2 separate regions of the Mus musculus genome follow, and region 2 is linked to region 1. Evidence: chromatin contacts called from ENCODE Hi-C or POLR2A ChIA-PET data. All regions are on one chromosome and are shown on one strand. The core of a region is the stretch at or near the end of the contact, and the rest is flanking DNA. Distances in the headings are between cores, read along the strand shown.

Region 1 (3,579 bases), core at 793-3,292:
CCCAACTCACAAAGTCCACACGGTCTTCAGCCAACCAATGGAAACATTTGAGGAAGAGGAGCAGCGTAAAGAGCGCCACAAAGCGAGGGCTGAAGTCATCCCGAAAAACGGTGAAGGCCAAACAAGTCTCAGTAACAGCGTACCAGGACCGTTCCAGAAGGTGCTGTGGGGTGAGAAGTGGATGATATGAAAACCAATCATTTGGGTACCCTCCTCTGAACCCTGTCCTTTGGGGCCACCAACATATTACCTCCATCTCTGCTGCCCTCAGCTGCCCGAAGAACACCTTGCCCATCACCTTGCCCAAGAGGAAGACAAGGACAAAGGCCTGGATGTACAGGACCTGGGGGTGAGGAAAGGTCGTGGTTTGAGGTTATTTTCTGCTTTCCCCTGCCTGGGGCTAATCATTCTGACAGGTCCCCAAGACTGTCATAGATAATTCCAAGTCAGGCGGCCCAGGGCTATTTCTCTCCTACTTCTATGACATGTAGCCCCACTTCTGCCCCTCCTTCCCTCCCCGGGCATTCCTTCTTCCCTGAGCCCTGAACTCACTGCCATGCTGGGGCTGGACTTGGTCAAATACACTACAGTGGGGTAGAACTGGTGTTTGAGGTAGTAGGCATGAGCCACCACTGCCCCGGTTAGCGCCAGGCTGGCCGCCATCATCACTGCGGTGCGGAACATCGCCCTGGCCCAGAGACCTGCACAAGGAAAATGACATTTGTGATATCCACACTATGTAAACCTAGCACAGTCCCTGGCAGAGTGTAAGGGCAAACACTCATTTCACCTTGACAGCCATTAGATTCAAAACAGCATATACTCCCTGTTTCACAAACGAGAAACTAGGACTCAAAGGGGTTAGAGGCTCACACTGATGCAAGGCCTAGAACTTGGATCAATCTCGTTTCAAATCTAGGGCTCTTCCACGCTGTCTGCCAAGGCGCCTCCTCTAGGGAGTCACTGAGGCAAAGTTAGGAGGAGGGGGGCTGCCACCGCTGACCCTCTGAAGGAGCTGGGATGATAGGCTTTAGAGGCAGGTTCGCTGGGCCCGCCAGGGGTGGAGGAGGCAAGGTGCAGAGGGCACAGCTTGAGAAGGCGACACAACCAGTGACAGCTGTGCCAGGGTGGTCAGCGCAGACGCGCGCCCATCGGGGTACGTCAGTCTGGAACCCTGCCCCCCCCCCCGCCCCCAGCAGTGTCCACTCTGAGAACCGGAGAAACGGCCGACCGCCAGGGTGCGGCGGCGGGGCTGAGAACCAGTCAGGTCGCCTCACAGTCGCGCACCTGTGAACGCTAGGAGTTGCGAACCTCGCAGGCGGGGCCCGGCCTCTGGAACGGTGGCCGCGCCGCCGCCTAAGGTCTCCAGCCATCTGACAGGCCGAAAACTGGCGGCCGAACGCAGCGGGGCGGGCTGATCGCAGTGACCCCAAAGGACAAGGTCCTAGACGCCGACCCCCCAACCCCAATCAGGACCAGGCCCACTCACCAGGAGCCCAGCGCCGCGAGCACGCTCAATCACCGCGACTGCGGCAGCCGCTCCGGTTAACAACACTCCCCACCCCCTGCGAACCGGAACTTCGGGGGTAAGACACCTCACTTCCGGCGGCGCGGGGCGCGGCGGAGTGGACCGTACCAAGTTCTCTTTGCGCGCTCCGATCTCGCCTGCGCTTCTGGGGCCCGTGCGCGAGCAACCGGAACGAGCGAGAGCTGTGACGTGTGGTCGCGACCAGGAGAGCAGCGGGAAAGGGCTGAAGCCCGCCACTTGCTAGTCGCCGTTGTAGAATCACCACCCTAAACTCCTCCAAGACTCCGGCTCTCAATGTGCCTGGAAGATGGGGCGTTCCGCGGGCCGAGCCATTTGGACGGGGGGCAGGAGCGAGCAAGGGCCAGACTTTATGTCAGGCATGAAAGAAATAAAATGTGTAAGCGCCTCATTCCAGGGATAGCTACGACACGGTAAGAAGTTAAGTGCTTCTCGGAAAAAAATAGCGGTGCAGAAAACAGATATAGGTCTTCCCAGGTTACCTCCCCCCAACGCAGGTTGTGTAGGAGTGAGTTTGTTCCCGTGGCTACCGCCGATTGGTTGCGATAAAGTTACGCGGACCAATGAGAAAAGAAAGGAAAAATTTCTGGCCTATAGGGAAAGAAAAGCAGGTGAGTGGTTGCTAGGGTCTGTAGGCAGAGTGGCCCCGGACTGGGTGCCAAGGCAGCTGGATGCCAGCTGAGAAAGCGCAGTCCATAGGCCGGGGATCCCTATCCCGCCTGGGGGGATGCTTACGGGGCCCGCAAAAGGAGCAGTGCTTGCGTGTCCGGACTGACATAAAACAGAACGCCAGTTATTTCTAGGTTGGGGTGGAGAGTTCTGTGCGAAGGCGTTGACTTTTCAACACCCCAAAAGCTCAGTCGGCGTGCGTGTTCATCCCTGGGAGATAGCCAGACCCTTTGTTCTGAGCTGATTCTGTCTGTTAGGGCTCACACAAGCAGTATAGTCGCGTACAGAATGGAAACTGAAAGCGGACACCTCATTACCCAGGTTTATCAGCTAGAGGGTGCTCCTCCCATTTTTAACTCGGACTCACTCGGAATTCAGAGGCCTAAGGGGGGGGGGGATCAAATATAAGAATTCATGAAGATCAACTGGAGGAATTTATACTGTGGGAGTCACAACACGGACAGTGAATACAGAACCGGAGGTGACTGTGTTGTTAAAATATAACACAGGGGCTTTCAGAATTGTCATTACTGATAGAGCACTTAAGAAAAATACATAAAATGGCTTTCCTTCAGTACAACGGAATTAAACATCTTGTCTGTCAAAAAAGAAAGAAAACTGATTCTAGACGACTTTAAGGCAGTGGCTGGCTCTCAACCTGTGAGTCGTAAGCCCTTTGGGAATCAAACCGTTACACAGGGGTCACAAATGAGATATCCTGCATATCAGACGTTTACTTACAATTCATAACTAGCAAAATTACAGTTATGAAGTAGCAACGAAGTAATTATGGTTGGGGATCACAACAGGAGGAACTGTATTAAAGGGTAGCAGTGTCAGTGCCTGTCTGCCCCTCAGCCCTGTGCTCTTGGTCTCAGCCATCTTCACCACCACCTGTTGTCTTTAACAGTTAACATCCCGAGATGGCTCCCCTTTCCTTCCTCCATAAGGCTAGCTATGAACTTCTACTGGCTACCTTTAACCCTACACACTCATCCTCCCCCATTCTTGAAAATCTCCTACATTTTGTGGCAATCCCTCCTCTCCCCCAGGTATATATCTGTCTTACTTCCTCTGTCTGTTTTTATTTAAGTTCTGTGTCCATGTTGGCCTTTTTTCTTGCCACATTTCCTCTGATCCTATGGCTTCAACTTCCCTGGCCCCAAGATGTCGAGGGAGGGCTCCCTTGTCTGGTCTTCAGTTCAGGTCTACTCAACCTCTGAAATCATGTAGTGAGCAGAGCATAGTGGCCCACTCCTACAATCCCAGAAAATTGGGAGACTGAGGCAGGAAGAGCATCATAAATCTGAGGCCAGCGTACAGCTATAGAGTGAGATCCTATCTAAAAAAAAAAAAGCTGGGCG
Region 2 (3,755 bases), core at 16-2,515, 60 kb after region 1:
GGGAGCGGTATGCATGGTGTCCTGGATTCCTCTCCTTTCAGCCCTCAGCCCTCAGCCCCTCTCTAGAGTGGCTTTAATTTGCTGTGGTGATTCGCCAACATACCCTGAAAGTTCCCGACCCCAAACTGACGCTGCTTCTTGACTGCCCTACTTGGACTTCTTTGGTTTTGTTTCTGTATTGCTTGTTGTGTCTCATTTGGTTTATTTATTTATTTATTTTAACTCCTTAAGACTTTATTTCACCAGTTGGCATATCCTGTTCTACAATGTGTCCTTGATTTGATTTGATTTTTTTGGGGGTGATATTTATTTCATTTACATTTCCAATGCTATCCCAAAAGTCTCCCACCCACCCACTCCCACTTCTTGGCCCTGTCGTTCCCCTGTGCTGAGGCATATAGTTTGAAAGACCAATTGGGCCTCTATTTCCACTGATGGCCGACTAGGCTATTTTCTGATTCATATGCAGCTAGAGACACTGGTTTATTTTTTAATTTAAAAAAATAATAAATTTGAGAGCCAGGTGCACACAACCGAAAGGAGGCAGAGGCAAGGAGTTCTCTGTGAGTTCGAGGCCAGCCTGGTCTACACAGTAATTTCCAGGACAGTCAGGGCTATGCAGTGAGATCCTGTCTCAAAAAAACAAAAAACAAAAACAAAAACCAAAAAAACAAAAACAAAAAACCCCCAAAAACAAAATTAAAATTATTTATGTATTTGTGTGTACATGCACGTGCACACACACTCATAAGTGCCATGGCACTTTGCAGAAGTCAGAGGCCAATCTCCAGTGTCATCCCTGAGGAGCCATCCTCCTTGTCTTTTGGAGACAGGATCTCTCACTGGGAGCTGGGGCTCGACGGTTAGGCTTGGCTGTCTGGCCAGCAAGGCCCATGAATCTCTCTTCCTGGGATTACAAGTTCATGCCACCATGGCCTTGATTTTAAGCAAGTGCAGGGCTTTAATGCTTCTAAGGTCCTGAAGTACTCTGCTAACTCAGCTATCTATCTAACGCCCAACCCTTGACTTTGCTAACTCAAGAGGTAACAGATAGAGAGAGAACTGGAGAAAGGGCCTGGGGGAGGGACACACTGCAGATGTGGGGACATTTAGGCCTCCTGTGAGGTGTAACTTGATCCTTCTGAGATGCATTGTAGAGAAGGCCTGTGTGGTCCTGACCCCTGGCCTGATCCTCTACCTCTAGGTCCCTCCCCTGCCTTTTTACATAAGGCCTGGGCAGGCCCGACCTGGGGTAGGGCCCTTGGCCATGGCCTTCACAGACCTGCTGGATGCCCTGGGAGGCGTGGGTCGCTTCCAGCTTGTCTATACAGCCTTGCTGCTGCTGCCCTGTGGGCTGCTGGCTTGCCATACCTTCCTACAGAACTTCACGGCTGCTGCACCCCCTCACCACTGCCAACATCCTGCCAACTACACAGAACCTACCACCAATGTCTCAGGGGTCTGGCTGAGGGCTGCCATACCCCTGAACCAGCATGGGGACCCCGAGCCGTGCCGGCGCTATGTAGAACCTCAGTGGGCCCTTCTGAAACCCAACGCCTCCTCCCATGGGGTGGCCACCGAGGGCTGCAAGGATGGTTGGGTCTACGACCGAAGCATTTTCCCATCTACCATTGTGATGGAGGTCAGAGGTGGGTGGGTGGCTTGGGGGGCTGGGAGGAGGCCAAGCCTAAGGACAAGGTTTAGCACTCCTCTCTCCCCAATAGTGGGACCTGGTGTGTGAGGCCCGCACCCTTCGTGACCTGGCTCAGTCCATCTACATGTCCGGGGTGTTGGTGGGAGCCGCCTTGTTTGGTGGTCTTGCTGACAGGTGAGCCTTTGGGGGAGCGCCTCGTCCCCCAGGGAAAGCCCTTGCGTTCACCTACATTCTGTCTCTTCTCTCTTTATTCCTTTCGTTGTCTGGGGTTGTTTGTTTTGTTTTGTTTTGTTTTGTTTTGTTTTGTTTTTCTAAGGCAGGGTTTCTCTGTGTAGCCCTGACTGTCCTAGCACTCACTCTCTAGACCAGGCTGGCCTCAAACTCACAGAGATCACCTACCTCTGCCTCCCAAGTGCTGGGATTAAAGGCGTGTGAAACCATGGCTATATATATATATGAGTGTTTTTCTTTTCTTTTCTTTTCTTTTTTTTTTTTTTTTTTTTTTGAATTTCTGATCCATCTGCCTGTACTTCCCAAGTGCTGGGATTATAGGCATGGATCTCTTTTCAAACTCTCTACCTTTCCCCAACATGGATTAAATCTCTCGGTCTCTGATCTTCCATCACACTTGTCCCTCTATCCCTGATCAGCCTGGTGGTTGCATGTGGTGTTTAGAGGGGTGGCTTTTACTGGGCATCTCATCTTTGATTGCTTCGGTGTCCCCACCAAGGCAGAAGTTTCAGACATGGCCTCTCTGCCTCCTTGGTGAGGATTCCCTAGCCCCTCACTCTTTGGGTTCAGGTTGGGTCGCAAGGCCCCACTGGTGTGGTCGTACCTGCAGCTGGCAGTTTCGGGGGCTGCCACAGCGTATGTGGGCTCCTTCAGTGCCTACTGCGTCTTCCGCTTCCTGATGGGCATGACCTTCTCCGGCATCATCCTTAACTCCCTCTCCCTGGGTGAGTCCAGTCCAGGCGGGACCCAGAGGGGCTGGGGTCATGCAACAAGAGAATTACAGCATCACAGGACAGCTTTGCAAATTTTGCGTTATGTAATTCTCACCCAGAAACCGCAATTCAAAACCTCCTACCCAGGGGTCTGGATTTGGAAGACCCTGGTTGGCCGACTGTGACCCCGAGGGCAGCAGTGGGCAGTGGTGGCCTTTCTTGGGTCTGGGTTTCAGTTGACTAATCTGTGAGCTGAGAGGGTCAGATTGATTTCATGAGAGTTACTCAACAGTACCTACTAATCATCTATGATGTGCCAGGTTTACATGGGGTCACATAGGTGAGTGGGACACAGGGACATAAGATAGGATGGTGTCCAAGGGAGACAGCTATGGTGGCTCGCACCTGCAATCGCAGCACTTGGGAGGTGGAAGCAAGAGGATCAGGAGTTCAAGGTGATCCTCAGCTGCACAGCCAGTTTGAAGCTTGCCTAAGGTACGTGAGTCTGTAAATAAAGGGTGGCCGGGAGTTCATGCAGTCAAAAGGCTTCAATCGGACAATGCAAACTCTAAAACCTTAGGGCAGGGTGCCATAGTGCATGAATGTAATCCCAGCACTCGGGAGGCAGAGGCAGGAGGATAACACATTTGAGGCCAGCCTGATCAACCTAGTGAGTTTGAACTCCTGGATGCTAACCAGATAGGAGTGTCACCTTTCAGAGATAAGGAATAAGCTGGAGCCTGTAGGCGAAACCCTGGTGGAAGGCAATAGACAGCCCTCTCTGAACACAGGGCTGCCACCTGCCTATGCTGCTCTTACTTAGTTTGCCTCTGAAGACATCATCAGGCTCAGACACTGCCACCACCTTTAGTTGTCCATCAGCAGGTGGGCCTTTGATTTCAGGATGGGAGAGAAATCTTGGGTCCAGAGAAGCAGGTGTACAGACCAGTACCCCTTTTCTGCTCTATTCTGCCCCAGCATTTGGACACTGAGAGGTGCTAAGCGCTCTCTTGCTCTCTTGCTTCTCTCTTGCTCTTGCTCTCCTTCCTGCTCCTGCCTCTCCCCATTCCCTTCCCCACTCTTTCCACCTGCTCATGTGCTCATGGCCGCCCTCTACTCCTCTACTTCTCTACTCTCTCCCTCTCTCTGCCTTTCTC

The links. Hi-C counts contacts between places; a loop is a spot of excess contacts on that map. ChIA-PET counts read pairs that join two places held with the same protein, here RNA polymerase II (POLR2A).
Region 2: POLR2A ChIA-PET joins it to region 1 with 15 read pairs in Patski. The contact joins the promoter of Slc22a20 here to the promoter of Syvn1 in region 1. A Hi-C loop is called at or near these places in 1 of 37 maps with a recorded cell type or tissue (T-helper 2 cell). POLR2A ChIA-PET finds 5 or more read pairs at or near these places in 2 of 5 experiments (Patski and embryonic stem cell).

The regions. Positions count from the first base shown.
Region 1 is chr19:6,045,039-6,048,617 of GRCm38, reverse strand. It overlaps Syvn1 (synovial apoptosis inhibitor 1, synoviolin), which reads right to left and starts at 2,042. Exons shown (of 16, transcript NM_028769.5): 1 at 1,490-2,042; 2 at 553-701; 3 at 251-343; 4 at 11-163. The coding sequence starts at 684.
Region 2 is chr19:5,983,653-5,987,407 of GRCm38, reverse strand. It overlaps Slc22a20 (solute carrier family 22 (organic anion transporter), member 20), which reads left to right and starts at 1,265. Exons shown (of 10, transcript NM_198650.2): 1 at 1,265-1,642; 2 at 1,725-1,828; 3 at 2,456-2,610. The coding sequence starts at 1,268. Gm31719 (a long non-coding RNA gene) reads right to left here. Exons shown (of 4, transcript XR_001782726.2): 4 at 2,311-2,641.